Regions from separate parts of the Homo sapiens genome. Here region 1 is linked to region 2. A link is a contact called in ENCODE Hi-C or POLR2A ChIA-PET data. All regions are on one chromosome and are shown on one strand. Each heading gives the region's core, a stretch centred on a gene start or an enhancer-like site at or near the end of the contact. The rest is flanking DNA. Distances are from core to core; before and after follow the strand shown. Region 1 holds the start of DDX42 (DEAD-box helicase 42). Region 2 holds the start of RPS6KB1 (ribosomal protein S6 kinase B1).

Evidence for each region. A loop is a pair of places that touch in the nucleus more often than their neighbours do. ChIA-PET counts read pairs that join two places held with the same protein, here RNA polymerase II (POLR2A). Pooled maps may share reads with other maps.
Region 1: a loop to region 2 is called in a map of CD4-positive, alpha-beta memory T cell, with 13 times the contacts of the local background. The contact joins the promoter of DDX42 here to the promoter of RPS6KB1 in region 2. A Hi-C loop is called at or near these places in 1 of 168 maps with a recorded cell type or tissue (CD4-positive, alpha-beta memory T cell) and 5 of 50 pooled maps. POLR2A ChIA-PET finds 5 or more read pairs at or near these places in 1 of 52 experiments (activated CD4-positive, alpha-beta T cell).

The regions. Positions count from the first base shown.
Region 1 is chr17:63,772,741-63,775,626 of GRCh38, reverse strand. DDX42 (DEAD-box helicase 42) reads right to left here and starts at 1,457. Exons shown (of 18, transcript NM_203499.3): 1 at 1,251-1,457. It overlaps CCDC47 (coiled-coil domain containing 47), which reads left to right and starts at 2,030. Exons shown (of 13, transcript NM_020198.3): 1 at 2,030-2,215. RefSeq lists a silencer at 1,129-1,418 and enhancers at 1,549-1,858, 1,571-2,155.
Region 2 is chr17:59,891,762-59,894,461 of GRCh38, reverse strand. It overlaps RPS6KB1 (ribosomal protein S6 kinase B1), which reads right to left and starts at 1,341. Exons shown (of 15, transcript NM_003161.4): 1 at 1,137-1,341. The coding sequence starts at 1,277. It overlaps TUBD1 (tubulin delta 1), which reads left to right and starts at 1,519. Exons shown (of 9, transcript NM_016261.4): 1 at 1,519-1,765. RefSeq lists a silencer at 924-1,123 and an enhancer at 1,314-1,593.

The DNA.
Region 1 (2,886 bases), core at 208-2,707, 3.9 Mb before region 2:
GTTTGTTATTCTCTAGCTTGGAACGTTCCTTTCCCCAGATAAACGTAGGCTCTCACTCCACCTTCTAGTCCGCTTAAATATCAGCTTGTCTGTATGGACTTCCCTGACCACTTTATTGCAAATTCCAACACCACCACCTCCCCAACCCCCTTTCCAGCTTTCTTTTCCCTAAGATACTGATCATCTTCTAACATTCAGTATAATATATGTATCTGTTTGCCTCTCCTCCCGCTACTAGAAAGTTAAGTTCCCCAAAGGCAGGGGTCTAACACCTATCCCTATCACCTAGAACGGCGCTAGAGAATAGGCACCAATAAAAATACCCCTTGAATGAACGAATTGCACATTAGGCTACACAATGCTTCTTCCAGGTACAGGAAGATATATTTTCTTTTCCCAGCTGTCAAAATATAAACATTAATTTTTGTACGAAACACTCATTGCTCACCTCTTATGTGCCAGAAATGAGCTTGGCTCTGCAAAGCGCCTTAAGACATAGTCCCTGCGCTTGAGGAAGTCCTGGGTGTGTATACGAGAGAGGACAGACATAGAAACATCATTGACAAAAAGAAAACACAGGGAAGCCACAAGAAATTGGATAACTGCCTATAGGAGTGGGGGCAAGAGGGAAATTCTCAGTGATGAGAATGTAATTCCCCAAAACTCTCGACAGCTTCTCCTGTTTTTGATGCATATGTTTGCAATTCCATGTAAATTATTTATTCACATCAGATACGCTCTCAAGTAGGCCGCAAAAAAGTTTGTGTGACTACAGTGATGCTAATAATCGACCTACTCAACGCTGCACAAAGATCATCGCCTATATCTTTTCACTCCTCTCATTTGGCAGCTTTTGCCTCTCAGGACCCCAAATTCGGAGGCCTGCATCTCCCAAGCGCTGCCTCCTTGGGTCAGAATTCTCCCCGCGCTATTCCTGCCCTGGAGCCGGGCACCCTGCAAATCCTTTTCCTAGGCGAGGGGGCGCCGCCTCCGGAAAGCCGCCAACTGGGCCTCGGTAAGACTTGTGAGGGAAGCGGGAGCTGTGGGAGGGCGACGCGGCTAGGAAGGAACCCTAGAGGCCTCAGCCCCCACTCCCACCCCTTCCCGGCACCCCGGCCGCCGGTGCCCCGAGGCTCTGCCGACTCTTTGTTAAGCGAGGCCGCGGTTCCTCCGCCCTCGCTAGGCCCAGCAGTTGCCTCCAGTGCCCCCAAGGACTGGCGGCCTTGCGTCCAGAAACCCCACGCACAAACCTGCTGCTATGGCTGCAGCGGCAGCTGCTACAACCGCGGGCGCGGAGCGAATCCCGGAGCCCAAAGTACGCGCTGTCCCGGCCCGGTCCCGCCGCGCTCCTTCCTCTCCGCCCCCTTCGCCGCCGCCGCCGCCACCACCACCACCGCCGCCGCCACCGCCACCACCGCCACCGCCTCACGGCCCGTTGCTGAAGGGGGGAGGGGAACAAAAACGCGACATGCGCAGTGAGGAACGCGCGGGCAGAAGGGCGGGGCCGGGGCTACGGCTCCCGGAAGGCGCCTGACCTTAAAGCTCCAGAACGCCTCACAGGCTCCTCAGATACTCTGACGGGAAACTGCAGTTGGGTGGACAGTGTTCATGACCCATCTAGAAAGTGGGTCTGCGAATGAAGAAAAAGTGGCGTCAAGGGGCTAGCCAAAAATCCCAAGAGAAAACGGGTTGGACAGAAACCATATTTACATGAACATGCCTATAGTTTAAACTGTTGCATATACTACTAGAGCGACACTCTTGCCTCTGGCCACGTGGTCCCACACAGCATGGCCACCTTTAGCTTCCGGAGCACCGGTTCCGTGTGACGTCAACTTGACGGAATCCTAGGTAGGAGGATTGGGATAGGCGAGGGCAGTTCCGGCCCAGGGGCGGGGATTATGTAATTTTCCCAAAAGCCCCACCTCGCCTCAGCCGGGCGGGAGAGAGGGAGGTCTCGCGCTTTCCCCGGGGTTGCGTCCCGCCCCGCAGGCTGCGCGCAGGCGCTGACGAGCCGCTCGCATTCTACGTAACGGACGGCGGAGGCTACGTGAAGAGAGGCGCGGCGTGACTGAGCTACGGTTCTGGCTGCGTCCTAGAGGCATCCGGGGCAGTAAAACCGCTGCGATCGCGGAGGCGGCGGCCAGGCCGAGAGGCAGGCCGGGCAGGGGTGTCGGACGCAGGGCGCTGGGCCGGGTTTCGGCTTCGGCCACAGGTAAGGAGCGGGCCAGGACGCGCTCGTCGGCGTGGCCGGGCCAGGCCGAGCGGTGACTCCGAGTTGCTTGGCCTGTAGCCCGGTCCGGTTGAGATAATTGTAATGGTTTGGGGGAACTTTCCCACGGAGCTGTGAGCAAATGATAGCCAAAAGGGCAGAGTTAGAGGAAATGTACAGTGTGTGCCGGAGGATGACATTAGGATGTATTGATTCTCTTGGGTGGGGAGAAACTAGGCAAAGGGGTTTAATAGAAGCAAAAACCTCTGTGGCCAGTCTCTTCTGGAGGTTTCTAAAATGAAACGTGTTTGTATCCAACACATATAAAGAGACAGAGGAAAGTCTGCATGATTTCCAGAATACTCGTTTTGGCCGTTGTCAGGAAGACCTAATCTAAAATGACAACAAGGAATGATGGCCTCACTCAGTCCTCTTTCCTCAAGTCTAGACTCAGTCGCTGAGGAACTATTGGATGAGCTTGCAGAAAATAATCAAACCAGACTTGTTAGCGCTTGTGTGAATTTTCCTTGGTCCTGTGTTGCTTGCTTCAGGAGTCATAGAGGCTGGGTGGTCTGGCAAGGACTTGTGCATTTGAGAACTGACAGGTGCAGCGGAGACTTCTAAGAGGGAAAACCAAGGTAAAAATGGCTTGGATGATTGTAACCTAAATAACC
Region 2 (2,700 bases), core at 92-2,591:
CCTGTGTAATTAGAGCAAACATCTGACGTCATTAACCCATGTATTCAACTAGACATTGGAATTTAGATGCTAAACTACCAAGAGGTTATCAACTGATGATCATTTGGTCCAGGATCAGTGATTTAGTATGACAACATTTTTGAACTTCAGGTGCAATTTGTCATTTTTTGATAAATTTATCTAGGGAAAAAAAAAGTTATTCCATAAAGATTAACAAACCACTAAGCCAGCAGGGTGAAACCAAGCTATGCATTAGGAAATACAATTCTAAATTTAGCACCCTAAATTACAGCAAGGAAAGCCCTCATACCACCATTCACAAGTCTCTGTTCAGGCAACTTATTTCTGGCAAGCTAAATCAAGGCTGTCAACTGGTTTTTGGTTTTTTTTTCCACCTCAAAATTACATTAATTATTCTGAAAAAAATACAGACATCTTCAACTTGGGGAAAGGTTACAAGTGCCGTGTGTCCTTATAAATGCTTATTTTAAAAAGTCACACGGAAGGGGGTAAAAAAAAAAAAGCAAACAAACAAACCCTGGAAGATTGGAAGATGCAGCAGAGCCCCCTTGCTCCCGAAATAAAACTCCTGGTGGCTGTAACAGCAGCGGCAGTGCTACTCCCGACAGAAGTTTTCAGCTGTCACTTCTAACAGCTGAGCGCTTCCTAGGAGAGAAGCGACAGGCCGAGAAGAGAGGTGGTTGTGGGAGGTCTGAAGATTCAATACTTGAAATTCTAGACTCGAAGGGAAACCCTCCACACTTCGCCTGCACTTACGGGACACCCAGCAAGAGCAGCCCCCGTCTCCCCAACACACGCTCACGCCACCCGCTCCCCGCCACACTCAAGTCCAACAGCTCGAGGAATCGACCACGCGCCCGTTCTCTTTCCCTCTTCAGATCGCTCGGGGCTGCGCTGACCTGGGGCTAAGGGTGCGACCTGCACCTGCGAGCCCCGCAGAGGCCTCACACCTAGGGCCATGACCGCCCCGCCCGCTCCCCTGTCTCAGGCCGCGCGACCCTCAGCTCCTCAGGAGCCCCCCTGGGTCTCCACGCTCTAGGACACACCGCGCTTCCTGAGCCCGCGCCGCCGCCCCGGCCCTGTCACCTCGGGCCCCCGGGGACCCCGGGCCTCACCCCCTCCTCCAGCTCATCCTCAGAGCCCGCGTCCTCTGGCTGGTCCAGGTCTATGTCAAACACTCCTGCCATGTCCTCAGCTTCCCTGTCTCGGAAGTCCGGGGCTGGGTAAAAGCCGTCCCGCCTCCTTCGTCGCCTCATGGGCCCGGACCCGCCGCAGCCACCACAGCCGCTGCCGCCATCACCGGCTGCTTAGGCTCAGTGCGTCTGCGCCTAGGCCTTAGACTGGCTCCTAAAGTTCAGCGTAGGAGCATGCGTACAGGGTTCCGTGAAGCCAAACAGTGGGCAGTGGACATGCGCAGAACTATCGGCAGGATCCAGGCGCTGGCAGAAACATGCGCAAAACACCAGCCGAAGTCGCGCTTGGAGGACTAGAGCATGCGCATTGTCAGCTGGAGCGTTCGGTGGACAGTGAGCATGCGTACCATATCTGAAGTTCGTAAATTGAAATTGAACATGCGTAATTAATCTTTCTGAATAGGAAAAAATATATACACAACAAAACTCTCCGTTTATGGAACATGCGCATTTGTTCTCAGTAAGTTTTTCGTTTTGAAAGTGAGCATGCGCATGGTGAGTAGGTTGGTCCGAAGTTTGAACCGGACAGAAGCGCTGGTCGGCGTCTGGCGGTGAGTCGGGTTACGTGTGGAGAACTCCTGGGGCCCGTGGGGAACGGGGGACCTTTTGGCTTTGCTCTTTACTAGTTCTGTGGCCTTGGAAAAGTCAATAACCTTTCAGAGCCTCAGTTTCCTTATCTGTAAAATGAGGATAATAATAAACCTACTTTGCCGGTTTGACATTTTAAGCACAGAGTCTGTCTCACAACCCACGGCTCATTTCCAGTGCTGCATAGACCTGATGTGAAGTCTTTATCAAAACTTGTCTTTTCCTAGGTAAAAATAATGAGGAACTGCTCTAATGTTTCTTTTGCTTTCTTTCTTTTTCAAATGGAGACAGGGTCTCGCTGTGTTGCCCAGGCTGGTCTGGAATCCCTGGGCTCAGGTGATCCTCCCGCCTCGGCCTCCCAAAGTACTGGGATTACAGGCATGAGCCATTGCGCCCGGTTAATATTTCATCTGGTTTTCTTTCTCCAAGCTGCATCTTTCTTGCTGTCCTACCTGAGCTAAACACAAAATCTTTCTTACAGGTCTTACTAAAGTTACCAGGCTAGACTAGTGGAGAAAGCGTAAGCTATTATTTAGAAGAGAGAAAATTAATGTTAATTGAATGTACAATGTTGAGCACACTTCTGTGTTCTACATGTTCATGTGGTGTGAAGGGTGGTACTACTAATTTCTTCAATCAGCATTTGTTTTGTCTTGTTTTTATTTTTTTAATTTTAATTTTTTTTTTTTCTGGAGACAGGAGGATGTCACTTTGTCACCCAGGCTGGAGTGCGGTGGCAAGATCTTGGCTCACTGCAGCCTGGACCTCCCAGGCTCAGGGGATCCTCCCACCTCAGCCTCCCGAGTAGCTGGGACTGCAGGCGCACACCACCACGCCAAGCTAATGGTTGTATTTTTTGTACAAACAGGGTTTTGCCATGTTGACCAGGTCTGGAACA